2 separate regions of the Mus musculus genome follow, and region 1 is linked to region 2. Evidence: chromatin loops called from intact Hi-C (ENCODE). Cell type or tissue: gastrocnemius. All regions are shown on one strand. Each heading gives the region's core, and the rest is flanking DNA. Links, peaks and the distances in the headings are about the cores only. Region 1 holds the start of Wdr13 (WD repeat domain 13). Region 2 holds the start of Suv39h1 (suppressor of variegation 3-9 1).

Region 1 (13,168 bases), core at 4,207-12,206, 54 kb before region 2:
GAGTAGGACGCCTTCAGAAGGAGAATAAGGCCGTACATATTCAAATAATGGGACATTAGCCCAGCATGGAAGGAATAAGACTTGGTTCAGAACCAATAAGACTTGGTTCAGAATTGGGGAGCCCATTTCCAGACTTAGGAGTGAACATACGCTCAAGAATGGATTTCTGAGACCAGAGGAGATTTACAAGTGGACTGGGCACTTAATATATAGGGGCATGCGGAGTTAGAAGACAGATGCCACTCTTGTCAACAGCATTAGCTGGCTGCCAGAGGTTGGTGATTTCTTTAGTCCCCAATATGGTTACATCTAGTTTGACTTCTGAGTCTCAATTCGAATTCAGTTTTGTACACCTGGCTATGCATAGTGAACCCCTCAGGATATACCTCCACAGTGAAGCACAGCATGGCGCCGTGGTGTCATCCTGGATCCTGCTAAAGGCAATGGTGTTGTGGGTTTAAGGTTCGTTTCATAACCTCCAGAAACTGCTGGTCATGAATTCATACAACACAGACTCCAGCACTCACTGGCTGCTGATACCTGCCTCTTAGTTACCAGCTGACTGCCATCTCAGCTGATTCAAACTAGCATCTTCTGAGCAGGTAATGACTTAAAAGTTGATAACCTGACTGTGGTAATGCATGCCTTTAGTGCAGCACTGGGGTGGAGCTCAGACCTGATCTGCACAGTGAGTTCCAGGATATAGCCAGAACTACATAATAGGCCTGTCTCATAAATAAATAAATAAATAAATAAATAAAATGGGAAAGAAGTGTGGTGGTTTTTTTTGCGGGGGGGCAGGGGGGGAGGTGTCTTCAGAGGCCATCAGATGCCCTGGAACTGGATTTCAGGCACTTGCAAGCTGCCAGGTATCCTAGGAACTGAACTTGGGTCCTCTGGAAAAATGTCTGCCTGAAATACCTTGACAGACCCTTAAATTTAACAGTAAGTGAATGCTGGTCATGATATAAAAGGGGACCTGACCTATAGGGGTGCAGGGAGATGTTAAGGAGGTTAATGAGGAAAGAAGGGTACAAGTGAAAGCAGAAGTTGGCAAGAAGCCAAAAGGATAGTCGAAGTATTTGACTTCCATTTTGTAAGTATCATGTACCCACTGGTGCTCTTGGAGACCAGAAGTGGGCAGTGAATCTCTGGAAGGAACTATAAGTAGTTCTGAGCCACGTGATGTAGGTGCTGGGGTCTGAACTCAGGTCCTCTACAAGAGCAGCAAGTGCTCTTTAACCATTAAGCCATCTTCCCAGCCCTCAAAAATATTTGGAAATATAATAGAGCAATAAATTGTATGCTAATTTATGAAATAAAATTTGGGCTGGAGAGATGGCGCAGTAGTTAAGAGCACTGACTGCTCTTCCAAAGGTCCTGAGTTCAAATCCCAGCAACCACATAGTGGCTCACAACCATCCATAACAAGATCTGACACCCTCTTCTATAGTGTCAGCTATAGTGTACTTACGTATAATAAATAAATCTTTTTTAAAAAATAAAAATTTAAAATTAGCCTAACCATGAAAGCTAACAGAATATAGTAGATTTCAGATGCTAGCTAAAGCTCTCTGTGTATTAACTCATCCAGCCCTCAATACCTGTGGGACAGGTTTTTGCAGGTGAGACTGATTCACAAACAGGTTATAGGATTTGTCTGAGATCAGCAGAGCCTCTCCCAGTGGCCAAGTTCTATTGCCTTTTGAAAAATCTGCTTCTTGAAACAAAAGCAAATACACAAAAGCTAGCACAAACCCTTTGCATTGATGCCTTGTTTGCATTTAACCCTGTCATTGTAGTATCCAAACTGGACACTTATCTCAGGAAAAAAGGACCAGCAGGATAGCTCAGTGGGTAAAACTGCCAAGGGTGAGGACACTAGCTTCATCCCTGGTACCCATATGTATGCCATCCAGTGACCTTCATACATGAACTGGTATGTGTGTCCCCTCCCAAATACCTTTTTTTTTTTTTTTTTTTTGAGACGGTTTCTCCATATAGCCCTGGCTGTCCTGGAACTCACTTTGTAGAACAGACTGGCCTCGAAATCAAATCCGCCTGCCTCTGCCTCCTGAGTGCTGGGATTAAAGGCGTGTGCCACCACGCCCCGGCCTCCAAATACATTTTTTTGTATTTATTATATCTAAGTACACTGTAGCTGTCTTCAAACGCGCCAGGAGAGGGCATCAGATCTCATTATAGGTGGTTGTGAGCCACCATGTGGTTGCTGGGATTTGAACTCAGGACCTTTGGAAGAGCAGTTGGTGCTCTTAGCTGCAGAGCCATCTCACCAGCCCCCAAATACATTTTTAAAACACATTGATTATAGTGTTCTTTATGATTTAAAAAAATGTGAAAATAAAGTGTGGCTCACAGATGTGAGGGGGTGCTAGTCCTCTGTGCTGTGGACTCGCATCTATAAAGGAGAGACTGGAAAAGGACCCACAACATTCCTATTAAGATTTAATTGGCTGGATGTGGTGATGAATAATGTAGTCCTGGCTACTTGGAAGGTTAAGACGGGAGGATCACAAAGTCTAGGCCAGTCTGGAAAATTTAGCAAGAAAGTCTCAAAACAAAAAACTGGAGCCTGGTGACAAGTTTTTAATTCCAGCACTGGGGAGATAAAAACAGAAGGAAGGGTGAGAAATTCAAGGCCACTCTCAACTGCGTATCCAGCTGAAGGTCAGCCTGGCCTAATTAAGACTTTGTCTCAAACAAAAAACAATAAAGGACACTTGTGATGATCCAATACCTAGGCAGTAGAGACAGGAGGACCAGCTCAGTTATCCTCTGTAACATAATGAGTTGGAAGGCAGCCTGGGTTACATGACACGTCGTTTTTAAAACAAAAGGTACTGGCTGGCCTAGGATGTCTAAGGCCCTGGGTCCTATCCCCTGTACAATAAGAAATTAGATTAATGCATGCAAGCTACTTAAACAGTGTCCAGCACTCTATCCGATGAATACTTAGGGTCTTGTTAAGGCTACATGTTTGTGCCAAGAAATAATTTATTCTTTTTAAGCTATATTGCAGGGGATATTTTAAAACACTGATAGGGTGACAGAGGAGATACCAATAGGATTCACTTACCTATTTTTTATTCCTCACTTCAGGCAACCTAAAAAGACATTATTTAGTTGATGGTTAGTTTTTTGTCAGCTTGACACAAGTTATGGTCACTTGGAAAGAAGGACCCTTAACTGAGTCTCTATCAGACTGTCCTATGGGGATACCTGCAGGGGCATTTTCTTGCCTAATAACTGTTGTGGGCAGGTGAGTCTGGGTTGAAGAAGCAGGCTACAGCAAGCCTTGAGAAGCAAGCCGATAAGCAGTGTTCCTCCATGATCTCTGCTTCAGTTCCTGGCTTGATTTTCAGCCCTGAGCTATCTCCATCCTGCTTGCTTGCTTTTTTTTCTTTTCTTTTTTTGACACAGGGTTTCTCTGTATAGCCCTGGCTGTCCTGGAACTCACTTTGTAGACCAGGCTGGCCTTGAACTCAGAAATCCGCCTGCCTCTGCCTCCCAAGTGCTGGGATTAAAGGCGTGCGCCACCACGCCCGGCGCTTGCTTGCTATTTAAAGTATGTAGTCCAGGATGTAGTCCTGGATTTGACTACATAGGCCAGACTGCATTCGAACTCATGATCCTCCTGCCACTCTATCCCCTACATCACCCTCTTCTAGGATTACCATTATGCTAGACTAAACATCTTGAATTTCAACCTTGGAATTTCTGTTTTTGACACTGAGAGGAATACTCAAGATACAAATTCTAGCTTAAGGTGAATATAACAGACGATTGGGATACTTTCCTTTCCTTAGGTCACAGCCCCAAAGCTTGTTTTCCTAATTGCATATTTTTATTAAGATACTCAAGTTTCCTAGGGGTAACCATTCAAGTCCAGTTAGTCCCAGTGAAGATACACATGGATTCTTCCCATCGCATAGGTGTTTAGAGATTCATCACTGCGCTAGGAACTAGAGAATGTTCCAGGAGTCAGTCTCTGCATATATTTTATTTGCCTGGCCAAATGTGTGCTGCTAAGAAGCAGCCTAAACCACTTTCATGAGAAAGTCTTATTTCTGATTTTTAGCTAGTGGTTGGCACACGCATTCTTGTCCTTCTGATCACAGTACATTATCCCTGTGTATACAAAAGGTGTCAAGAGGGAAATGAATAGAACTCAAGGGGTGGAGCCTCGGTCCTTGTATGGGAAACTACAGTCCTTTAATGCGCCTGCGAGGCTCCCACGCCCCGGGAAAGGTTCCTATCGATTTGCTCTGTGCTCCGCAGCTCTTTCTCGTTGCAGGCAGCCATCTTGCCTGGAGCTTGAGACAGGGAGAAGAGAGAGAAGGAACCGGTGACACTGGGCTCAGGGTCGCCGGGGGGGGGGGGCGCCTCAAGAGCTAGGGGTAGCCCCGGAGGTGGTCCTGGATCCTGAGCTATGCTCTAGGACTAGAAAAGGGAAGGCGGAGGGCAGAAGGCTTGATGGGTGGGGAATGTCAAACAAGACTTGCTATGGGGGGGAGGGGCGTTGCTACGGCAACTGGAGAGGGCGGGGTCATGTCTGAACTGCTGCTGTGAGTCACCGGAGTGCTGCCCAGGAAAGGCAGGGCTGGGGTGATGACCACGCTAACGACCCAGTGGGATTTCGCGACATCACCTGTGTGGAGGGACTTCGTGTCTATGGCAACTGTCACCTGGTGGGCGGAACTAGATTTTCTCTGCCTGGGACGCTGACATTCCAAGCCCTTGCCCTGCAGGCTCCCGCAGGCAGACAAACCAAAGAAGGAAGCCAGGGAATGGCCGCGGTGTGGCAGCAAGTATTAGCAGTGGACGCGAGGTGAGGCGTGGGGTTGGAGCCCATGGGAGAGGAACTTACTGTGGTGCATGAGCAATGGCGATAAGTGCAGCTGGGCGGAGAAGTTGGCTGGTGCGGCTGCGTGAGCATGCGCAGTAGCTTGGTGTGGGATAGTCCTGCGGTTAAGTGGCCTGGGCTGGAGCCGGTTCTAAAGAGCATGCTGGGAAAATGCGGTTTGAAATGGACATGCGCAGACTGTCTTTGAGTGGGTAGTGGAAGTCAGGCTGGTGACTTCCTATCTAGTCCCTCATTGCTTATCCTCTTCCCCAACTTTTCTCGATATCACTACCCTACTATTATTACAATTGCTACCCCATACTAACCTCTACCGTTATCTGACCCTAACCTCCATTGTTGTACATTACCAATCTGACGTATGTCATCATGCTAGACTGATATTACAGCTGGCCCAGACTGACCCCAACAGAGCTGCAAATTGACTATATTGTCGCTAGAGTGATCTTTTCATCATAACCACTAATTATTGCATAATTGCCCCCCATCACAATCCCAAGAGAAATCCCCCTTTGCTGCTCTTGTTCACTCTTACCATCCCAGTCACTGCCAAACCTTGTACCACCTCGAGCTGATTTATTCCCTCTGTCCTGTGCCTGCTGCCTGCCCTGCCTCCTGGACCCCACAGGTACAACGCCTACCGTACACCAACGTTTCCACAGTTTCGGACCCAGTATATCCGCCGGCGCAGCCAGCTGCTTCGGGAGAATGCCAAAGCTGGTCACCCCCCAGCATTGCGTCGGCAGTACCTGAGGCTACGGGGCCAGCTATTGGGCCAACGGTACGGGCCACTCTCAGAACCAGGCAGTGCTCGTGCCTATAGCAACAGCATTGTCCGCAGCAGCCGAACAACCCTTGATCGAATGGAGGTGAGCTCCTAGCTGCACCACCCGCCATGTATCTCCCCTGCCTCTGTAGTCACCATAGTTTTTGGTCAAACATCAGTGATGTACAAAGTACTGTTCCAGGTCAGTAGAGGACTAAAAGGGAATAGAGAAGCCAAGTCAATGAACATTGATAAGCAGACAGTGAATTAGATAAACACAGAGCAGGTAAGACTGATGAGTTGATAATTTACCATGGTATAGTAAGCAATGCAAAGATAGTAACATACAACAGACTTAAAAAGCAAAAAGGAACACAAGTGTTTGGTGCATGGATATAGTTCAGTAACTAGCGTGATTGCCTAGTATGTATGAGACTGATGGTTCTATTCTCAACATGGCCAAGAAGAATGAAAAGTCACTGCTTTGAGCTAAAGGAGGGAGCTGTGCTTAATAGGGAAGACTTGTCTGGGGAGGGAACACCGAAACCTGACAGAAGTGAGAGACTGATTTGAGTGCTTCTCTGGGAAGAAAGTAGTCATCCCTTGTGAGGAAAGCATGTATGTACTAAGGATGTTTGGAACAGGAAAGGAAGGACAGAAACAAAGGCACTAGTGAAGAAACTGTTGAAACCACACAAGTGAGCAGTGACAGTGGTGGCTGGCGCCATGTGTGGTGACGAGAAGTCAGGCCCCAGATTTAAGCTCATCTCAGAGATTAATTTCTATTTATTTATTTATTTATTTATTATATGTAAGTACACTGTAGCTGTCCTCAGACACTCCAGAAGAGGGAGTCAGATCTCGTTACAGATGGTTGTGAGCCACCATGTGGTTGCTGGGATTTGAACTCCTGACCTTCGGAAAAGCAGTTGGGTGCTTTTACCCACTGAGCCATCTCACCAGCCCAATTTCTCTTCTTTTTGAGACAGGATCTCACCCAGACTGGCCTCAAATTCACTGTGTAGCCAAGGCAGGCCTTGAGCACGGTGACCTTCCTGCCTCAGTTTCCCAAAGTGCTGGAATTAGAGGTATGCACCATCCCCAACCCTCTTCTCTTTGCAGGACTTTGAAGATGACCCCAGAGCCCTGGGGGCTCGAGGACACCGCCGATCTGTCAGCCGAGGTTCCTACCAGCTGCAGGCACAAATGAACCGTGCAGTCTATGAGGACAGGTACATACCAGAGGCAGGCAGGGGGTGGAGATTCACCAGGAGGAGAGGGGCCCTGGGACGTGGCAGTCTGAACACCCATACCTACCTCCTATCACCCCTTCCCACCTCCTGTTGGGGCTCAGGCCTCCTGGCAGTGTGGTACCCACGTCGGTGGCAGAGGCAAGTCGGGCCATGGCCGGGGACACGTCGCTGAGTGAGAACTATGCCTTTGCAGGCATGTACCATGTTTTTGACCAACACGTGGATGAGGCAGGTGAGCTAATGGGTGGTAGGGCCCATCACCAAACATTTGTTCAAACAACTACCCAAGGCATCCTTTTCTAGAATGCAAGGCCTCTGACACCATACCTCAGAAGGAGGAAATAGCACTGATAAAACCTTTAGCAAAGCCAAGCAGTGATGGCGCACACCTCTAATTCCAGCACTCGGGAGGCAGGTGGATTTGAGTTCGAGGCCAGCCTGGTCTACAGAGTGAGTTCCAGGACAGCCAGGGCTACACAGAGAAACCCTGTCTCGGAAAAAGAAAAAGAAAAAAAAAACCTTTAGCAAATGCAAAAGCCCTCTTGCAAAGTGGTCCAAGAAGGTTTTGGTAATGTAGGTACTGGAAAGAGCTACACAAACCCAAGAGAGTCCTTTGTAGCAGGCTGCCTGAGTGTTTGAGTCTCTTAGAAGAGTTCAAAACCTTTGCTGATGGTAACTCCCTTGTAGAGGCCACAGTGGGCCACAATGTGTGGATGGTTTTGCAAACTCCTGAGAGCTTGATTATTGTAAAGTACTCAATAAGACAGTACAATTTTTGCATTGCAAAAGACTTTTGTAGTCCTCAAAGTGTCTGCTAAGATTTAGAGAGCATTTTGGCAGTAGGCCTTCTAAGATTACAACTGCCTTTGTCGGCCAAGGAAAGTCCTTTGTTGAGGCTACTGTTCCTTGTGCTCAGTGAATGTGTTGACTCCCACAAATGGCTCCTTGGCATTTGCAGTCCCAAGGGTGCGCTTCGCCAATGACGACCGGCACCGCCTGGCCTGCTGCTCCCTGGACGGCAGCATCTCCCTGTGCCAGCTGGTGCCTGCCCCACCCACTGTGCTCCATGTGCTACGGGGCCATACACGTGGCGTCTCGGACTTCGCCTGGTCCCTCTCCAATGACATCCTTGTGTCCACCTCCCTCGATGCCACCATGCGCATCTGGGCCTCCGAGGACGGCCGCTGCATCCGTGAGATCCCTGACCCTGATGGCGCCGAATTGCTCTGCTGCACCTTCCAGCCAGTCAACAACAACCTCACTGTGGTCAGGCTCCAGGACACCTGCTCACCAAGGGCGGGCATGCTGGGTCTGGAGGGCTGTCCTGGGGCACTAGAGAATAAGGCTTAATACCCCCAAGTCCTATCCCAGCCGTCCTGTGGTCAGACTCAAAGGGAAAGAGACCAACGAAAAGCACAGTTTGTGGTCTGGAATGGCCTTGCTGTGTAGACTTGTGTGTAGACTCCCGAGCTGGGATGGAGGGGTTGTCTCCTAGCCCTGGGATTCCACTGGTCCCATCCACCACAGTCTCACAGTTTTCTGTCTACAGGGGCTGCTGCTATGGGGCAGGATGATGAGGCTGAAAGCTCATCTAGTCTGTCAGTGGCAGCCCCACTGTTGTCAGACTCCAGGACAGACTGGCCAGAGGGCAGAGGAAGGACATGGAAAGTCTGGCATGACCTGGGGGGTAGGGAGTTGAAATATAGGGGAACAACAGGCCATGAGTGAGCTAGCGCTTGGGGCTCTGTCTCTTTGTAATGGTAGCAGCTCATGGGCTTCAGGAGGGGACAGTCCAGGGTATAAGGGAAAGATGTAAAGGTGTCACAAGGCGAGGTTTTCAGACTCAGAGACTAAGACTGCTTTGGTCTCGTGAGACCAACTATTGTGGGCATTTTGAGGGCACAGCTAAGGAGTAGGAATTGTGCCTGGGTCACCTTCTGGTATACCTGGCCTGGTCCCACTGTGTTAAACACAAAGGACTAGATGGCTCAGAATGATGGTGTATGCCTGTCACCCACAGGTGGGGAACGCCAAGCACAACGTGCATGTCATGAACATCTCCACAGGCAAGAAAGTGAAGGGTGGCTCCAGCAAGCTCACCGGCCGCGTCCTCGCCCTGTCCTTTGATGCCCCTGGTCGGCTGCTCTGGGCAGGCGATGACCGCGGCAGTGTCTTCTCCTTTCTCTTTGACATGGCCACAGGTAGGCAGACCACAGACTTCGGGTTCGGTACCCCTGGTTTTCATTCTCCCAGGACTCAGTCCTTGTCCTCCACTGATTCAGGAAAGCTGACCAAAGCCAAGCGACTAGTAGTGCATGAAGGCAGCCCTGTAACCAGCATTTCTGCCCGGTCCTGGGTCAGCCGTGAAGCACGGGACCCCTCTCTGCTCATCAATGCCTGCCTCAACAAGCTGCTACTCTACAGGTGGGTTCCTCCCCCAGAGTGGAACAAGAACCTGTCTCTGTCACATTAATTTCACCAAGGACAGAGGACCTCATAATATGATGAGGATAGGGTCGGAGATGTAACTTAGTGGCAGAGTGCTGATCTAGCTGGTACAGAGCTCTGTGTTCCATCCCCAGAAACACGCCACATACACACACACACTATATATCTATATCTATGTCTATGTCTATATATTTGTGTGTGTATATATATATACACATATATATACATACATATATATATATATATATATTTATATAGTGATTCCTTACCTACTATATATATATATACTATGCAATAATGGTGATATCAATAGCAACATAAATAGGAATAGCAGTAATAAGACTCTACATGAACATTGCTATGGCTAGGTCCCATTCAAAGCACTTTGTATATATCACCTTATTTAATCTTCACAATCAGTGGTAGAGCACTCGCCTAGCATGTATAAGGCTGTGGGTTCCACTCTCAACATTATAACTAAAGAAAAAACCACCAGCACCTATTCCTCTTTCCTTGTTTTGAATTTTTCACGTGTGTGTGTGTGTGTGTGTGTATGCTTGCATACCATGGAGCATATACGGAGGGAGGTCAGAGGACAACTTGTGGCAGTCTGTTCTGTTCTTCATGTAGGTTCTAGGAATGGAAGTCAAGGAATTGGCAGCCAAGGTTCTAGGAATTGGCAGCCTGGCAGCGTGTGTCTTTATCCACTTGAGTCATCTCTACAGTTCCCTTTCTTTATTTTTGTTTCTTTTGTCTGGGAATTGAACCCAGAACCTTGCACATGCTAGTAACACACGTCACCACTGAGATATACCCACAGCCTATATTATTGTGTTGATTTGATTTGGGGACAGAATTCACTCTTCCCACTCGCTTCTGTCACGGTACGATTCTTCAGCTGGGGTGTATAAAATGATAGGCAGAGCTCCTTTTGGAAGGTGTGCTGCTCGCACTGGGCATAATAAGCTCATGTACAGTACTTGAGAGGCGGAAGCAGGTTGATCTATGTGAATTCAAGATGAGCCTGACCTACCTACATAGCAAGTTTCAGGTTAGCCTGAACTACACAGCAAGACCCTGTCCTAAAATAAACAAGCAAACAAAACCTAAGGGGCTGGAGAGATGGCTCAGCAGCAGTTAAGAACACTTGTTGCTCTTTCAGACGACTGAGGTTCAGTTCCCAGCAGTCATGCCAGCTTACACCTGTCTGTAATTCCAGCTCCAGGAATCTAACCCCTCTTCTGGCCTCTTCTAGTACTATACACACGTGGTGAACAGACGCAATGCTGGTAAAACAGCCATACACATAAAGTGAAAATACATAAGTATAAAGAAAAGTTAGCGTGATGATACACACCTATGATGCCAGCACTCAAAGGCCTGATGCAGGAGGATCATTGAGTGCAGGAGCTCAGACTCAACTTGGACAACAAAATAAGGCTCTGTCTCCAAAGGAAAAGGAAAATCGAAATTGTTTGTACATTGTAAATATCTGAGATGCGGGATTCAGAGCGTATACTGGCCCATAACTCGTCGTCTCCTGAGGCTGAGGCTGTGCCCTGACCTTCTCTTTTGCTTTCTCTTCAGAGTGGTGGACAACGAAGGGGCGCTACAGCTGAAGAGAAGCTTCCCCATTGAACAGAGTTCCCACCCTGTACGCAGTATCTTCTGCCCCCTCATGTCCTTCCGCCAGGGGGCCTGTGTGGGTAAGTACTTAGGCTCTGAGGACCTGCAGCCAGCCTGGTTCCAACAGCATGACACCCGTGATTTCCTGGGCCCTGTGGTCTCTTGTGCCCTAACAGTGTTATGCCTAGAGGCTTTAAACATGGAGCCACAAACAGTTTGAGAACGCCACAGCTGAGACACAGAGCCCGCACTGTCCTCAAACCTCACATACTCCTCACCGAACCAAAGGAGGCAGATGAGCTCCTATCTAGGGATGGTTCCTTGTAGACTACCCCAAGCTACCTGAGGCCCTCACACCTCACATAACCTCAAGACTTCATAGTGGGGGTGTCACCTAGCCCCCTGATCGCCTTTCCCTCTCATCCGGACAGTGACAGGCAGTGAAGATATGTGCGTTCACTTCTTTGACGTGGAGCGGGCAGCCAAGGCTGCTGTTAACAAGCTGCAGGGCCACAGCGCGCCCGTGCTTGACGTCAGCTTCAACTGTGACGAGAGTCTGCTGGCCTCCAGTGATGCCAGTGGCATGGTCATCGTCTGGAGACGAGAGCAAAAGTAGGGTTCTGTCACCCTGTGCTGCCCACTGATCCCTCCTCCTTCACTCCAGTCTTGCGTTATAAATTAAATTCCTGTGGTTGTGTTGAAGGGCTCTCAGCTCTCCCACCAGGAGGCAGTAGGGAGCTCTCAGGCCTCCAGTGGAGTGGGGACCAGTTCCTCGATTGTGCAGTGATGTGCTCATCCATTCAACAAGCACTTGCTGAGCATCTGCTGTGATGTATCACGTAGGCATGCAGTCAGTAGAAGGAGGGAGGGTACCAACTGTGGTCAGGAGCTGTTCTGGGAAGTAGGGATACAGCTATGGCTTCAACTGAAATTCCTACCCCTGTGGGCTGGCATCCCAGCAGAGGCAAGCATACAGGAGACAGACGTTCTGAGCTGTTCTGGGAAGTAGGGATACAGCTGTGGCTTCAACTGACAGAAATTCCTACCCCTGTGGGCTGGCATCCCAATAGAGGCAAGCACATGGGAGACGAAAGTACAGCCATTCCTTGGTGTAGAATTTGCTTTATAATTTTTCAACTTTATAAATTTTTGACCTTCCAGTGGTAGCGAACCACACGCATATACCCAGTTCTGGTTTTCTCCTTTCAGTATGGTGTTCAGTAAATTATGTGAGCTAGTCACTTTGTTATAAAATAGACTTTGCATTAGGTAAGTTTGCCTAACTGTAGAATAATGTCAGCGTTGTGGGCACATTTAAGGTAGGTGACACTAAGCTAGGGTGTTCGGTAGGTTAGGTATATTTATGCATTTTCAACATAAGACAGTTCAAGACAGATTTGTTGGGGTCTAACCCCGTGTGATGAAGTCACATCTGTATATAATAGAGTTAAAGATGAGTGCTAGGAAGAAAAGCAAAGGGCCAGATGAGCTTGCACAAAAGGGAGGGGCAAAGTCATCAGGAAGAGTGTTCCCAACCAGATGACAGTTTTAAAGATCTGAGTGAAATAGAGCCTGGAATAATGTGATTGGGCGGAGTGTATGAGATGATGGGAGACAGGTCTTTGGGACATCTTGGGCCATAGCAAGGAAGGAAGCTTTCCTTATTCCCTGAGTGAGGAAGGTGAGGAAGGCTCAGACAGCAGTAGGGAAATTAGGTGCAGAATGTTAAGTTCAACCACGGGGCTTTCACCAGGTTAGGTTGTCAAACTCCCCAACATTGGCAGCTACTGTTTGGGTGGACCCCACACTTGCCTGTGCGTTGAGTTGTGTCCCACAAGCAGTGAGCAGAAGTGTCGAGTTCTTGGAGCTAGATTAGCATGCATACAGCCATGAACTCTGGGGCTGAGCCACAGTTCCTGCTGTGGGGTGGAAGAAACAGAAAATCTCTAAGCTCACCCCTGTCTCCTGCCATGTCTATCTGGGGCCCTTATTTCAGTCCTGGACCTGCTCAGAGACCAAATACTAATGTTCATTATTGAGTATTGGCAAGGAGATAAATTACTAAATGACTCTTGGTAATTAGGTCATGACGAAATGTGAAGGTTTGAAGAATCACCAGGAGTTCTTGCAGCTCCCATATGCTACTACATTTGTAGCAATTGGAACTTTGGCTAACATCCTGGAACCGCTGAG
Region 2 (16,539 bases), core at 4,016-12,015:
TTTAAAAGACAGGGTCTGAGTATGTAGCCCAGACTAGCCTGGAACTCATTATGCATAAGCTAGCCTGGTCTCAAATTCATGATCCTCTTACCTCAACCTTCTGAGTTCTGAAATTATACAAATGCATCAGTGTGTGCAACTCCATTAACATTTGTTGTTGTTGTTTTTTAAGATTTATTTATTATTATACATAAATACACTGTAGCTGACTTCAGACACACCAGAGGGCATCATTTATGGGAGGTTGTGAGCCACCATATGGTTGCTGAGATTTGAACTCAGGACCTTCGGAAGAGCAGTCAGTGTTCTTACCCACTGAGCCATCTCGCTAGTCCCGTTGTTGTTGTTTTAAGACAGGGTCTCACTATTATGTAGCCCTGGTTGTTCTGGAACTCTCTGAGTAGACCATGCTGGATCCACTTGCCTCTGCCTGCAGAATTCTGGGATTCAAGGCGTGTGCCACCAAACCCAGCCTGACCTTTTCTTTTCAATACTGCATGGACTTGAACTCTAGCTATAACACCCACTGCTGCAATATAATCCCGATTTTGCCCAAGCTGTGCCTTCAGCAGAGAACTTTAGTCTTTCCACACCCACCCCAGGCCAAGTCCCTCCTAGACCATAGGAACTTTCTCATGGCCTTTGAGCCTACCTTCCTGTCCTGAGTAATAAATACTCTGAATCTTTCTTCCTCCAGATGAAGGGGAGGATCAGACCGGCGAGGATGAAGAGGATGATGAATGGGATGACTAAAGTCATCTTCCTTCCAGCAAGCCAGTTCCTCTCCACACTCACTCTGCCATCTAGATTCTGCTCCGCTGGCAGCTTCCCAATTCACCTGTTGGGGAACCTCATACCCAATCTAAAGTACACATGACGTCACCTTTCACCTCTCATAACTCAGGGATGAAACAGGATAAAATTGAGTCTATGTGTCTGAGTGTGTGTTCATTCACATCCTAAATGAGTAGTTTGGGTTTCTTTCCCTCACAGTCCCTTTTGGCTTTGATCTTGCTTTGTGTGTTTTTATTGAGCCTTTCACAAGTATGATCATTTATTCCTTTAAGATTTCAGCCATAGCCGGGTGTGGTGGCGCACGCCTTTAATTCCAGCAGAAGGGAGGCAGAGGCAGGTGGATTTCTGAGTTCGAGACCAGCCTGGTCTACAGAGTGAGTTCCAGGACAGCCAGGGCTATACAGAGAAACCCTGTCTCAAAAAACCAAAAAAAAAAAAAAATCTCAGCCACGTCGCCTGTATTTCTTTACTTTTCCCTTCCTCCTCCCACCCCGCCCCACCCCCATTTTAAAGAAGCTTGAAATTGGGGCTGGGAGAGGTGGCTCAGAATTTAAGAGCACTGACTGCTCTTCCAGAGGTCCTGAGTTCAAATTCCAGCAACCACATGGTGGTTCACAACCATCTGAAATGGGATCTGATGCCCTCTTCTGGTGTGTCTGAAGACAGCTACAGTGTACTCACATACATAAAACAAACAAATAAATAAATCTTTTTTTTTAAAGCTTGAAATTTTGTTATGATTTGGGAGAAAGGGGCTACAACAGTTTCAGTACATGTTTCCTAGGTTTTCCCCAAACTCTTGGGCTTATGCAACCCTCCTGCTTCAGCCTTCTAAGAGCTGGAGATCCAGACAAGTGCCACCATGTCTGGCTTTAGCCTATATTTCGTTTGTTTCTTTCTAGTGTGTGTGAGTGTGTGTAACATAAAGAAAGTAAGCCAGGCGTGGTGGCGCACGCCTTTAATCCCAGCACTCAGGAGGCAGAGGCAGGCAGATTTCTGAGTTTGAGGCCAGCCGGGTCTACAGAGTGAGTTCCAGGACAGCCAGGCGACACAGAGAAACCCTGTCTCGGAAAAAAACAAAAACAAAAACAAAAAACAACCAAACAAAAAACAAAAACAAAAACAAAAAATCCTCAAAAACATAGAGAAAGTATGTGTGGTTTGTGTGTAAGAGAGAAAGAGAAAGAAAGAGAAAGAATGTGGGGTGTGTGTGTGTGTGTGTGTGTGTGTGTGTGTGTGTGTGTGATATTCATAGGCCAAAGGCTGGATATTGTACTGGCTGTTTTTGTTTCAATTTGATACAAGCTAGAGTCATCACAGGCACAGGGGGCCTCCCTTGAGGAACTGCCTCTGTGAGATCCAGCTGTAAGATCATTTTCTCAATTAATGCTCAATGGGGGAGGGCCCAGCCCATTGTGGTTGGAGCCATCCCTGGGCTGGTGATCCTGGGTTCTACAAGAAAGCAGGCTGAGCAAGCTATGAAGAGAAAGTCAGTAAGTAGCACCCCTCCATGGCCTCTGCATCAGCTCCTGCCTCCAGGTTCCTGCCCTGTGTGCTTCATTTCTGACTTCCCTTGATGATGTGAAAGTGTAAGCTAAATAAACCCTTTCTCCCCAACTTGCTTATGGTCAAGGTGTTTTGTTGCAGCAATAGAAACCCTAAGTAGGACAGATCTATTCCTCAATTACTCTTTATTTTGTAAGATATTTTCTTGGTTTGTTTGTTTTGTTATTTTTTTTAAAGATTTATTTATTATTTTTTAAAAGATTTATTTATTTATTTATTTTATATGAGTACACTGTAGCTGCCTTCAGACACACTAGAAGAGGGCATTGGATCCCATTACAGATGGCTGTGAGCCACCATGTGGTTACTGGGAACTGAACTCAAGACTTTTGAAAGAACAGTCAGTGCCCTTAACCTCCAGCCCTTATTTATTTATTTTTATGTATGTGAGTACACTGTAGCTGTACAGATGATTGTGAACCTTCATGTGGTTGTTGGGAATTGAATTTTTAGGACCTCTACTAACTCTGGTCTGCCCTGCTCGCTCTGGTCAACTCAGCTATGTTCCAAAGATTTACTTACATAAGCACACTGTAGCTGACTTCAGACGCACCAGAAGAAGGCATCAGATCTCATTATGGGTGGTTGTGAGCCACTATATGGCTGCTGAGATTTGAACTCAGGACCTTCGGAAGAGCAGTCAGTGCTCTTACTCACTGAGCCATCTCGCCTACCCCTTTATTTTGTTATTGTTGAGACAGTCTATGTGGCTCTAGTTGTCCTGGAACTTGCTGTACAGATCAACTGGGCTTGAACTCACAGAGATCTGTCTGCCTCTGTCTCTTGAGTGCCACCATACCTGGAGACATTTATCTATCTATCTATCTATCTATCTATCTATCTATCTATCTATCTATCTAAGGAGGGTTTCTCTGTGTAATCCTGACTGTCCTAGTGCTCACTTTTGTAGACCAGGTTAGCCTTGAACTCACAGAGACCTGCCTGCCTTGGCCTCTGGAGTGCTGGGATAAAAGGCATGCACCACCACTGTCTGCTGACACCTTTAAAAAAAATGTGTGAGCTTCCATAATAGACCTAAAATCTTCACTTAGTGGGCTCATATCAATAAACTCAACCTAATCCAATTTTATATTCCCTTCACATGTATCCCACACCAATAAAATCTATTCCCACACATATCCCCCAGACTTGTGCTTGAATGAATTAGCAACCTCATGAAGCTCTTTAGTAGTGTAGTGCAGTTCCTCATGGACTGCACTTTCCACCTCCCCTCCAGGAACCTGCTTAACCTTTAGTCTGGTTATAGGTCTAGAGGCAACTGTAGGGACACTAGTATTGTCTTGCCTGGCATCAGAGAAAGTCACTGTTTGTTTAACAGACAATGAAGGATTAATTTCCTCAATCAAAGCTGAAAAGGATTTGTGGGTGTGGCTTGGGGTTCACCTTCTGCTGATCATGGAGAGACTGCTTCATGAGAATCTGGGGGATTCAAAGTTCTCAGCTTCACTAGTGTCCTCCCACACATCCTCATCCCAAAGTACAAGATCCCATTCTCTACCAACTAATGCCCTTTCTTTAACTGCCAACACTCTCCCAGGTTGGGACTTGAATTTTCACTGTAATTCAACCAACCTTGTATTGAGGACTTCAGTTTGACTACCCACCACATGAGCTCTGTGGGTGCTGTTTGTGAGCATCTGGCCCAGGTCAGTTTTTATCACTGAGTTCATTGCTGTCCTTCCCCATATCCAGAGATGCTAGAATGCTGGTTGGTTAATTTGTGTCACAGAGCCTATTCCTTTCCTTTGTTCATTTATCCAGAGATCCTGGGAGCAACCAGCTGCCATCATCATTTGCCTTATTTTTCCACAAATTGTCAAAAGTGTTACATACAGAGTCACAACTGGTGAATCAGGATAATCTTCTTAAGTTTGTAAAATAGTTCCTATCATGGGCTTTCAGTAGTCTCCAATCTCCCGAGAGAAGCTTTACTTTAGTAACTGGAGGGGCTTGGTTACTGTAGGTGTTGGCAAACTGGAAACCCTATTTCAGACATTGAAAAAATTAATCCTTGCAGGACAGTGGTGGCACGTACCTTTAATCCCAGCATTCAGGAAGTAGATGGATCTCTGTGAGTTCGAGGCCAGCCTGGTCTACAGAGAGAGAGTTCCAGGACAGTCAGAGCTACACAGAGAAATCCTGTCTGGAAAAACCAAACTAAAAAAACACAAAAAACAAAAAACAAAAAACCAAACAAACAAAAACCCAACCAACCAATCAAACAAACAAAACCCCACATATACAAAGAAAGAAAAAAGAAGTCATCCTTATACTTTCATTTTTCTAGAACCACTTGATAAACAGAATTTACATTTAATTATATATGTGTATGCATCTATTTGTTTTTATATATGGGATTTTTTGGAATGGTTTACAGGCTTTGGTCCTGGTAGTTCAACAGTAGCTATATGGCAGAATCCCAAAGAAGTAACCTTTAATGCCAATGAAGGAATGGTCTTGCCAGCTAGAGCAAGAGCAAGCAGGCAGAGAGAGAGAGAGAGAGGGACAGGGACAGGGACAGGGAGAACAAGCTTCCTTCTTCCACGTCCTTCTTATAGGCTGCCACATAGAAGTTGTGGCCTAGCTGGGCAGTGGTGGCACACGCCTTTAATCCCAGCACTTGGGGGGCAGAGGCAGGCGGATTTCTGAGTTCAAAGCCAGCCTGGTCTACAGAGTGAGTTCCAGAACAGTCAGGGCCACACAGAGAAACCCTGTCTCGAAAAGGAAAAAAAAAAGTTGTGGCCCATATAAAAGGAGGATTGTCACAAATAATCCCTCACAGGTGTACCTAGTCACTTAGGTTTTAATCATCAAGTTCAGATGTAGTGAAGTTGACAACCGAGAAGTCTTTGGAACCTTATAACCCCCGATGGAGAGCAAGAGGAGCATGCGAGGTAGCAGTTTTCTGAGACAGTGAACATGCAGGCTGTATGACACGCCTGCCAGCACTGGTTGGGGTTGATAGCTTTACAGGCTGATTCACTGACGATCCATGTCACCGCGGCTGACCAGACTACCAGATGCTGCGAATGGCTAAAGCGCCATTCTGGCTTCTATGAACCACTTCTGGCCTGAGAGAATGTCTGGATCTGTAAAGCCAAGGACGCCCTGAAAGAAACTCCATAGCTTCATTTGCTTCCAAAAACTCCCCAATTCTGGAGGTCTCGACAGCACACGGTTTTGTCTCCTGCTAGCTTTGCTGTACATAGCATCTCCAAGTGAGGCTGCTCGATCACTTACGTTATTGTCTGGCAAAGGTGCTTTGTGCCCCTTTTCCCTGCCCCATTCGGTATCTTAAATCACAAGGTTAAATAACTTCCTGACATCAAGAAATGAGTCAGAAAACTTGCTAATCAGTAACTTTTCTTGTGATTTACAGACTCCAGAACACCAAAGAAACTTTAGAAAATAACAGTTTACATGTCGGAAAAGCAGGCCACTGTGGAATTTATGACCATCCAGCCCTCCTCAAACTAGAAAGATAACTTTCCTCAGCTCCCTCAGTTGCCTTATACCTGCAGACTCTAAGCAAAATGGTCTCCGTTTGAGATAGTATCCTATCTTCTTTTGTTTGCCGACTTTCTAAATAGATTTTTTTCTTTGTTCCCAATCTGGCTTTTTCCAGTCACGAGTAAATGAATGTGGGTGCTCTAATTACAGAGGTAATCTTGTCGATTTCAAGCTGGCTGATCAAAGAGTATGGAACCTCCAGCTAGGCAGCTATTTCTGATGGCTGGTTGTCTACCTAGGCTGAGTCACATGATACTGAGCATTCTGACTAAACATCCACAGGTAGTACGGTCAGTGGGATACCTAGACTGACTACCTGCTTATCTGAAAAGGTGAGAGGGAGAATGAATGAGTCCCGGGGTTAGCTGAGGAACAGCTCTGTCAGGAAAGCTCCCCCGTCCCCCTCAGATACATGCATGGTTGCAAAGTATCCTGATAGAATCCAAGTCTCTCTGAGGAACCTAACACTTCAGAAGATTGACCCATAATGGAAATGAGAAAAGATAGAGTCATTATAGGAACCCAGCTTGACTTGACCACAGCCATTTTAGTCAACTTCAGTGGTGGTAGGGCACAGGGCCTCAGCATACTTTCCAAACCTATAGGATAAACAAAGCCATTAAGATAAGGCAGGCTCCAGCTGCAGATGTAGCAGAGAATGACCTTATCTGGCGTCAATGGGAGGGGAGGCCCTTGGTCCTGTGGAAGCTCGATGCCCCAGCAAGTAAGGGGATGCTAGGGTGGTGAGGCGGGAGTGGTTTGGTGGTGGTAGGGGAGCACCCTCATAGAAGCAGGGAGGATGGAGGATGGGATAGGAGGTTTCCAGGGGGAAAATAGGGAAAAGGTTTAACATTTGAAATGTAAATACATAAAATAACCAATTTTTAAAAAAAGGAAAAAAAAAGAAAATCTAAAAAAAAAAAAAAGATAAGTCAGGGAAGCATTTCATGATAACTACTGATGCCCAAATTACTTTAAGCTGATATTTAGTGAAATGGATTTAGAAAAATAATTGATGGGCCACATTGAAGTTTGTGTAGCACGTAACTCTGTCCTCCTGCTGTGCAGTATAGGGTTTCTCATGTCTTGTTGACACTAGAGATATGAATACGTCTGTAAATCTGTAATAATTGCACTTTGCGAAATCCTGGCTCTTTCTAACTCTTCTGGTATATGTGCGTGTTACTGTGGACTGTGTACGTGTGCATACACATATGTAGGCTAGAGGTCAACAGCAGGCATCTCCCTTGATTGTGATCCATTTTCTTTTTAATTCTTATTACATTTATTGGGTGTGTGTATGTGTGTATGCAGACACATATGTAGGTCAAAGGTCAATGGTAAGCATCATCCTTGATTGATCTCATTGTATTTTTTTTAATATTAAATTTATTTGGGGTATGTGTGTATACACCTACCAAAGTGCAGGTGTGAACAGAGGACAGCTTACAGGAATGGGTTCTGTCCTCTAAGAGCAAGCTTGGGGCTCCTGTCTCCCTCCTCCAGCACTTTGTCGCTGGGTGTGGCTCTTACATGGGTGCTGACAATAATTTGTCCTGACCTAATCCCAGTCCACTTCGGGACATGGGTGGCCATTGGAGTTTGAGACGTCTCCTTCAAGGAAGATGGAGAAAGGGCTGCCTGGCTAACAATGTGATGGGGACAGTTTGAGGGAATAGCAGGCTGCCTGACAAGGGTTGTGCTTCTATGAACTCAGACGGCTGCAGGGCACAGATGGATGCTACTATTGACTGAGTGTGAATGAAGAAGCGAGTGATGGAAACGGACATCTGATGGCGGCGACCGACTTATTATTTATTTCAATCAGGTGACTGGCTGAGCACCTATATATATGGCTCTAGGTCCACCCTGGCAGTGAATGCCTGCGCGAGGTTAAAATAAATGACTGGCAGAATTGGGGTTGCACAAAACAAGCCCTTTATGACTGGCTGACGCCGCGATTGGCTAGCAATATGACTGACAAGGGGCGGGTCCTGGAGCAAAGGCAAGCTTTGCTACTGCGCAGGCGCACTCTGAATAAAGGCAGCGAGCACGGGCTCTCGAGACCACTCCTGGTGACGGGAGGAGTCCAGGCACAGCTCCGCGGTTGGTCCGAGCCGGAGCTGCGAGCGGCGAGGAGCGGCCAATCGACTGCGCGTCCCCGGCCACGCCCGCGCGCGCTCTCTTCTCGCGAGGCCGGTTAGGCCCGAATGTTGTTAGCTGTGGAGAAAGATGGCGGAAAATTTAAAAGGTGAAGCTGTGGTGCTAGAGACGCGAGCTACTGGCCCGGCCGAGTAGAATGGAGGGAAGGTGGCCGGGGCTCCAGGCCAGGCGTCCGGAGCTACGGAGCCTGGAGCTGGAAGGCCGGCGCGGCAAACGTGGGGGCCGAGAGCGCGGGCCCGGCGCGCGGGCAGGGCGGGGCTGAGGGGAGGGGGCGCGTGCTTCGGCCGCGGGGGGCGCGGGGCTGCGCAGGCCGCGCGCGGGGTTTCTCGGCCGCGCGCGGCTGGCCGGCGCGCCTACGCGCGTGAGAGAGAGTCCTGAAGGAGAAGGTTGCGGCCACGCGCGGGAAAAGGCGGCTCTCAGTGACCGTTACCCTTTCGGTTTCCACGGGAGACGCCGGAAGGGGAGGAAGAAGTGGAACGGACCCCCTTCTCAAAATGGGGGAGCCGGCGACTCTAGGTGGGAAAGGGATCGAGGCGAGATGGGGGCAGGGTTTTCGGGTAGACGAGTCTCCCCGGAAAGCGGGACTTGGTGGGGGGGCCTCGGTGAGAGGAGGGCTCGGCTCCTCCATGTGCAGGAAAAGAGGGGTGACTTGTGCGTGCTGGGCGGGCTCCTCGGCCTCGAGTAGAGCGCTGAGAAGAGATTCCACAAGTGTGAGCCGGAGCTGCGGTGGGGAGGAGTGCGGCTGCTGGCACTGCAAATGGTATTTGCAGGCCACTTCTTGGGGCTTTCAAAGGCGTTCCAGACGCAGGTTAGAGGCTCCGGGAACCGAGAGGCCTCGGAGGAGAGGGATTAGTCTCTGCTGGGCCTTGGATAAAAAAGGATCAGTGTATATGTACGCAGTGATCTTTTTTTCTTTTGAAGTGTTTGTGTGTTCTTAGGTTACCATCTAGAGCATCTTATTAGGATTGTTTTAGATTTGAGTCGTATGATGGGAGGAGAAAAAAACCATCCTTAAAAGATGGCATTGGCTACTGACAGCATACACCTAGCATCAAGTGGTTTTGTGACATATTTTGATTTTTTAAAAATGGCTTCTAAAATTACGTTGAAGAAGGGATGTGCTCTGAAGCAAAAAAATGTGTATACTTTAAATCCGCTTCTCTTGAACAATAATTTTGGTGACCAAGAGTCATTGTCGGGGCTTACCTACCACATGTATTGTTTACATGTTCCTGAATTGAGAGCAGATCCCTTCGAATTGAGTTGTACTTTTCACCCCCGAGACAGGGATTTTTTTTTTCCTTGAGACAGACTACGGCTGTCCTAGAACTCAGAGATCAGCTTGTCTCTGCCTTTCCTGGGTCTAAAGGTATGCACCACTATGCCCAGTTTAATGTAATATCTTTCTACAATCTTTATAATTACAAAACCTAAAGTCCTTTGAAATAAAAGTCTTTCTTAAATGTGTCACTAATCATGGCAAGGGATTTTTAAAAGTGAAATTATTCAGTGAGAATATTTAATGTGAAAAATCAAGGCTTTTGCTATAGATGTGTTTGCTGTTAATGTGTTTTGAGTATAGATGGCTTAATGTCCTATGCCAGGAATTCGCCTAAAATTACTTGTGTAAAATTCCCAAATGTTTGAATTCCAAAATCCAGTGGCCCAGGAGTTTCAGATAAGTGAAGACTTTATAGCAACACCTCTGTTTGTTGCCCTAGGGATTTTTGTCCTACCCTGACTCTCTTAGTTAACGCACCCCAGTCTTTTGCAAAGTGCAAAGAGCATTGCTTAAGGCTCTGACCGAAGGTAAGTCTGCAGGCAGCTTAAGGCCTTGGATGTTCTGCCAGTGGATCCCTTTATGGACGGGCCCATTGCTACAAGCGCCACTTCATCCTTGCCATTCCAGAGTTAGGGGGCCAGAGTTTGGAGTAGAAGATTCTCCCAGATGAGGGCATAGGTCCTCTGATAGGAGAACTGGACCCTTCCATGTGCAGGGAAAGACAGGTTGATGCTTCCTGGTGTGTAGGCTTATTTCCAGGTGTTGCCCTGAGAATTGAGCATTAGGGTTCAAGGAATTGGCACTTCCTGTTGCAGAGGATCTTAGCTTTGGGTAAGGCCCGTCGATTACATTTTTGTGAGTCTTTGGCCTTCTCATTCTAGGTTGCAGTGTGTGCTGTAAATCTTCTTGGAATCAACTGCAGGACCTGTGCCGACTAGCCAAGCTTTCTTGTCCTGCCCTTGGTGTTTCTAAGAAGAATCTGTATGACTTTGAAGTTGAATACCTGTGTGATTATAAGAAGATCCGTGTAAGTCTGGTGTGAGTGTGTGTGTAGAGAGAGAGAGAGAGAGAGAGAGAGAGAAAGACAGATACTACACTGGCAGGGGACCCTCTTCTCCACCAACCCCACATCTGTTTGCAAAGAGGATTTTTCTCCTCTGATTCTTCCTGGGGGGAAATAGAATGAATTGACCCTCTTATTTCCATTTTACAGGGAGGGAAATAAAGTGGCTTTCTCAGAGAACAAGAGGCAGAATGAATCCTCCAATGCATGTTTGTTTCCACCTAGAAATACAAAACTAGTTACCAAGTTGATACTTTGTGCCTAAGAGTGGAAGTAAAAGATGGCAACAGGTAGAGTGCCCAACCATAAACAGTTACTGATGCCACAGAAGTAGTAGCAGGATAGTTAGAGGAGCCCACTGAAAGTAGCATGCTTAGTTTAAATGTAGCCTTCATTTTCTGTCTATAAAATGGGAGGGGCTGGCCGAGTATGGTGGCCCAAGCCTTTAATCTCAGCACTGGGGAGGCAGAGGCAGGTTGATTTCTGAGTTTGAGGCCAGCCTGGTCTACAAAGTGAACTCCCGGACTGCCAGGGCTACACAGAGAAACCCTGTCTTGAGCCCCCCCCCCCCCCAAAAAAGGAGGGGCTGGAGTTGTTAGAATTAGTTCTGGGTGTGTCAGCTGCTCAGGACAATACCTGCTACATAGTGAATGCTACAGCAAATTTTAGCTGTTTTTCCTTCCTTTTCATCTTTAGTTTTAGGTAGGGTTCTCCCAACCTGAAAGAGGGAGGAGGCAGGGAACCAGTGGAGAGGCACCTAACAGAGGCCTGGCTGGTCAGCAATGTTATGATGTGAATGGTATTTAGTGGGAAGTGTGAGCAAAAGAGGAACCAAGAATAACTACAGGAGTTTGGGCCTGAACAGCTAGAAAGAAGGAACAGATAGATAATTGGAAGATAGTGCAGAAAGTAGTCTGGGGAGTTGAAATGAAAAGTAGAAATTTTAACAAATAGTAAGGGGAGGGTGGAAATTGAATCCTTACTGTAGAGGGTTCTCAGCATTTATGGTACTCTCGTGTCCCTGTCTGCCTAACAGGAGCAGGAGTATTACCTGGTTAAGTGGCGTGGGTATCCCGACTCAGAAAACACCTGGGAGCCACGGCAGAATCTAAAATGTATACGAGTTCTTAAGCAGTTCCACAAGGACTTAGAAAGAGAGCTTGTCCGACGACACCGCCGGTCAAAGCCACCCAGGCATCTGGACCCAAACCTAGCCAATTACCTGGTGCAGAAGGCCAAGCAGAGGCGGGCACTTCAGCGTTGGGAACAAGAGCTCAATGCCAAGCGCAGCCACCTGGGGCGGATCACCGTGGAGAATGAGGTAGACCTGGATGGCCCTCCAAGGTCCTTTGTCTATATCAATGAGTATCGAGTTGGTGAGGGCATCACCCTCAACCAGGTAGCTGTTGGCTGTGAGTGCCAGGACTGTCTGTTGGCACCCACTGGAGGCTGTTGCCCTGGAGCATCCCTGCACAAGTTTGCCTACAATGACCAAGGCCAGGTGCGACTGAAAGCTGGGCAGCCCATCTACGAGTGCAACTCCCGCTGTTGCTGTGGCTATGACTGCCCAAACCGTGTAGTCCAGAAAGGCATCCGCTACGATCTCTGCATCTTCCGCACTAATGATGGCCGAGGCTGGGGTGTCCGCACGCTGGAAAAGATCCGAAAAAATAGCTTTGTTATGGAGTATGTGGGAGAGGTGAGCATATGGGTCTGAGTATGTGTGCAGCTTTCCCCACTCCCTGTTTGTAGTATGTGTGCCCCTAACCCTGTACCTCAAACTCTTCTGCTTTCCTGTAAGAAAAGCCTATGGTGTTGGTCTGAGTATTACAGGGACATAGTTAAAAGAACACTGAAGTATTCTGACCTCTGGTTTCATAAGGGTATATAGCAAAGCATGTGGGAACTGAACTCCAGGCAGCATTTTTTCCAAAGTATGAGGTCTGGGCATAAGGTTGCAGAACCTAGAAAGGTGAGTTTGTGGTAAGGGTCATTCTATCACAAACTGTGATTCTAAAGGAGCATGTAGGCTTGTCTTAGATGGAGGTTGGGCAATATCCCCTAGGCCGTTGGTTCTCAACTTGTGCATTATAACCCCTTTGGGGATAGAATGACCCCTTTTTTTTTTTTAAAGATTTATTTATTTATATGTAAGTACGCTGTAGCTGTCTTCAGACACTCCAGAAGAGGGAGTCAGATCTCGTTACAGATGGTTGTGAGCCACCATGTGGTTGCTGGGATTTGAACTCTGGCCCTTCGGAAGAGCAGTCTGGAAGAGCAGTTGGGTGCTCTTACCCACTGAGCTATCTCACCAGCCCCGAATGACCCTTTCATAGGGGTTTCTAAGTCAATTGGAAAATAGATGTTCACATTCTGATTCATAACAGTAGCAAAGAAAATAATTTTATGGTTGGGGGGATGTCACTACAATATGAGGAACTATGTTAAAGGGTCACAGCATTGGGAAAGAATTTCAGGTTGTCCTGGGAAAGGCTGGATGGTACATTTGCAGACTAGCTTTTGTAATCAACAGTCCTCAGATCTTTGTGGCTTAACATGTTAGGAGTTAGTCTGCATTGTTTTAAGGCAGTCTCCCTTGGTAGCCCAGGTTGACTTTGAGTTCACAGTCCTCCTGTTCTCCCCTCCTGAGTCCTGGGATTACAAATATGTGCCTAGGAGTTTGGTTTGCCTGGTTTGTGAACACGCTGATGTGGGTGTTTCTTTTTTTTTCCTGCAAGTAACTTTATTATCTTTTTTTTAAAATTAGGTATTAATGTGGGTGTTTCAATGGATATACTGTTGATATAGTGACTCAGGCACCCTATTATTACACCTGCTCCCCTTGTGCCTTCTACCTTAGGGCCTTCCGGTCACCATCACAAACCTCAGCATTTTATAGTAGGGGACCAAAGGGGAAGTTGCTAATGAGTCAGTTGCCACTATCTACTGGCTGGAAGTATGTAAAGTATGTGGTGTGTGTGTCTGGATGAGTAACTAGCAGGTGTATGCAGTAGGAAGTACCACATTGTAAGGTAAGACACTGTGGGCATTTAGAAAAATCTGGGCATATAGACAAATCTGATGGTTTGAGAGTCTTAGCATCCCTGGATCTTTACTGCCTAAGTGTGTGTTTTGTCATAATGACATTGTTCATGTATTTCCATAGGTCCCTCCTGGGTGTTATTTGCTCGGAAAGTGACAGTACTGGCCTGAGGATGTCCATCCATATCAGTGACTGATGACTAGGAGAGGCTTTCACTCTTACAAAACTAGAATAAAGGGTCAGACTCTAGCAGGAAAGACGTGGTCTCAAGGTAGAACAGTCTACAATAGACAAAGAGTCTGGACAAGGGGATGGCCATATCCTCCCCCCCCACACACACATTGTCTGTGGATACTCAAAGGGTTCCTCACAGGAAGTAGAGGGATCCTGAGCATCTGCAGTAAGAGATGGCTGTATCCCACAGTGGCCCAGTGAGCCGGAGGAAGCATGAGTTCTCCATACTTTCAGAGCTATCTTCACCCCTGAATGATTTTGGGCAGTCAGGTATATAGACATCTTTCTAGAAGAAAATGCTATTAACCTGGGACCCCTGGCACACTAAAAGGGGGGGTGTCCAGACCCTCTGGGATCTTATTCCTAGAGGTCATTCCAAGCAAGAAACAAGTTAGTTTAATTGTATTGACCAAGGTAGAGAAAAAGCCTCAGGAAGGGTCAGTCCCCTGGGCTTTGTGACCTTGCTCCTCCACTCTGGACACAGCAGTTTCCAGGAGCCCACTCACCTCTTTTTTCACATTCTTACCCATTCTCTCCATGTTATTTCTTGACTTCTGTCTTGGCATGACATTGTCTTTCTGTTTTGTTTTGGGGTTTTTTTGGAGACAGGGTCTCTCCGTGTAGCCCTAGCTGTCCTGGAACTCACTCTGTAGACCAGGCTGGCTCGAACTCAGAAATCCGCCTGCCTCAGCCTCCCAAGTGCTGGGATTAAAGGCGTGCACCATCCCTGCTAGGCAGCCATGACCTTCTTGGGCCTTCTAGTACCCTTAGACCTATGGATCCTTCTGATGGTGTCCCCAAACACTTTTAAAGCTCTTTCCATGTGGCCTCTGAAAAGTAGTACAGTACAGTACCAAGGTTGTATCCCACTCCTACCACTCAGCAGGAATCACTTTGTCTCTTGGTTGTTTAGGTTCTTTCTCCCTGTGAAGTACTGTCAATGGTACTTCTGTAAACTTAGATAATCCAAAATGCTCAAAAAGTGAAAGGTTTTGTTTTTTGAGACAAGGTTTCTCTGTGTAGACCAGGCTGGCCTTGAATTTCAGAGAAGCCTGCTTCTGCTTCTCCAGTGCTGGGAATAAAGATATGTGCCACCATTGCTGGATTGTTTTGTTTTGTTTTGGATAACCTGACCTGACTTATTATCTTTGTTTGTACGTGGGGTTAGTGTTTATACTTAATTATGTGGCACTGTCTAGATGCTCCTAAGGTGCTATATTATGAAACCACCCCTCTCCCCACCTAAGGATAGAACACAGGGCTTCCTTTATGCTAGGCAGTACTCCTCCACTGAACCGCATCCTAACAGGCAAGGTGCTATGTAATACAGAGTACCATTCCCAGTCTTGGATGGCACTGACAGTTTCCCTGTTCTTTAGGACCTTTCTGTGTTCTAGATTTTTGTTTCCACATTATTTTCACCAGGTAGAAAATACTAGAGAATACTGAACATGCATTCTGTATATATTTTATCCTCTCTGGAATGAAGGTGAGTTTTAATTAAGTGATAGCATTTCATCACTAGTAGTTTCTTGGGTTTTTTGTTTTGTTTTGTTTTTGGCGGGGTGGAGGGCATACAGAATAAAGATGATACTTGTTGCAAAACCAATCCAAAACATTATTTCACCAGAGAGGTGTCATGTAAGAAGTGGTCCAAGTTACAAAGCTTAATAAAGTGAATGGTAGGAAACGCCTATTTAAACCCAGTGCTGTGGCAGGCCTGCTGCCCCCCCCCCTGTGAAAGTAAGCACAGGAGGGGCTCCTAGCCACTGACTCAGTTTCCTAGTCTCATTCACATCAACAGCCTTATTTATTTTTTTTTATTTTGGCTTTTTGAGACAGGGTTTCTCTGTGTAGCCCTGGCTGTCCTGGAACTTACTTTGTAGACCAGACTGGCCTCGAACTCAGAAATCCACCTGCCTCTGCCTCCAGAGTGCTGGGATTAAAGGCGTGCGCCACCACTCCTGGCTCTTATTTTTTGTTTTTAAGTGTGGGTGTATATGTGTATGTACACTGGGTATGCCTGGTGCTCAAGAACCAGGAGAGGCCATAGACGGTTTGGGGAGGGGGTCATGTTCAAGACCGGGTTTCTCTGTAGCCCTGGCTGTCCTGGAAATTATTCTGTAGATCAGGCTGTGCACCACCACTGCCCGGCTGAGGCCATAGATCTTAGGACTGGAATTAAAGTTCTGCATCTCCATGTGGGTGCTGGGAAATCAAAACTAGGTCCTCTGGAAGAACAGTAAGTGCTCTTAGTCAATGAGCCATCTCTCCAGCCCCTCAACAGCCTCTTTAAAAAAAAAAAAAGGTTGATTTATTTAATATATATGAGTGCCCTGTCTTCATGCACACCAGAAGAGGGCATCAGATCCCATTACAGATGGTTGTGAGCCATCATGTAGTTGGTGGGAATCGAACTCCGGACCTTTGAAAGAGCAACCAGTGCTCTTAACCGTCTTAACCGCTGAGCCATCTCTCTAGTCCCTTCAACAGCTTTTTTAAACTGCCTAACTCCTAGACCATCTGTTTTCCTTGACAGTCTGAAGCGCTACAATAGAATAGAATGGAAACAGGGATGGGACATCATAGGTGAGAGACAAGGAGAGCAGGTTAAGCCTGGAGGCTATGACTCATCCTCGTGAGACTGGAGGAGCAGGTAGGGACCAACAGATGGAGTGGGGGAGGATGTGGACATTCCTTAAGGTTTGAAGGTGGCTCAGAAAAGAGCCAGTCTACTGGTGAACTAACAGACTGGCTGGCTTCTGAGGGACTGAGGGTCATATGATTCTCAACGAGATAGGAGGCTACCTCAGCATACTTTGCCTTACATGAGTATTGTTGTGGCTATTGCTGGATCCTTCA

Evidence for each region. Hi-C counts contacts between places; a loop is a spot of excess contacts. Peaks named below come from ENCODE experiments on the same cell type or tissue, not always from the same donor. Only the 100,000 strongest peaks of a DNase experiment are listed, where the experiment ranks them.
Region 1: a loop joins it to region 2, with 2.1 times the contacts of the local background. A loop is called at or near these places in 2 of 42 quality-filtered maps.

The regions. Positions count from the first base shown.
Region 1 is chrX:8,123,968-8,137,135 of GRCm38, reverse strand. It overlaps Wdr13 (WD repeat domain 13), which reads left to right and starts at 4,278. Exons shown (of 9, transcript NM_026137.5): 1 at 4,278-4,849; 2 at 5,511-5,751; 3 at 6,771-6,880; 4 at 7,003-7,133; 5 at 7,860-8,167; 6 at 8,922-9,102; 7 at 9,184-9,325; 8 at 10,937-11,055; 9 at 11,407-13,168. The coding sequence starts at 4,809. The coding sequence ends at 11,591. In gastrocnemius, for the core only: no CTCF peak of the experiment used is centred there; DNase peaks (open chromatin) are centred at 4,582, 4,949, 5,591, 7,945 and 1 more place; H3K4me3 peaks cover 1,422 bases; H3K27ac peaks cover 1,432 bases.
Region 2 is chrX:8,066,148-8,082,686 of GRCm38, reverse strand. Suv39h1 (suppressor of variegation 3-9 1) reads left to right here and starts at 7,927. Exons shown (of 6, transcript NM_011514.2): 1 at 7,927-8,143; 2 at 10,219-10,364; 3 at 11,437-12,099. The coding sequence starts at 8,125. Was (Wiskott-Aldrich syndrome) reads left to right here. Exons shown (of 12, transcript NM_009515.2): 12 at 698-1,221. The coding sequence ends at 753. In gastrocnemius, for the core only: no CTCF peak of the experiment used is centred there; DNase peaks (open chromatin) are centred at 7,483 and 7,962; H3K4me3 peaks cover 1,823 bases; H3K27ac peaks cover 1,569 bases.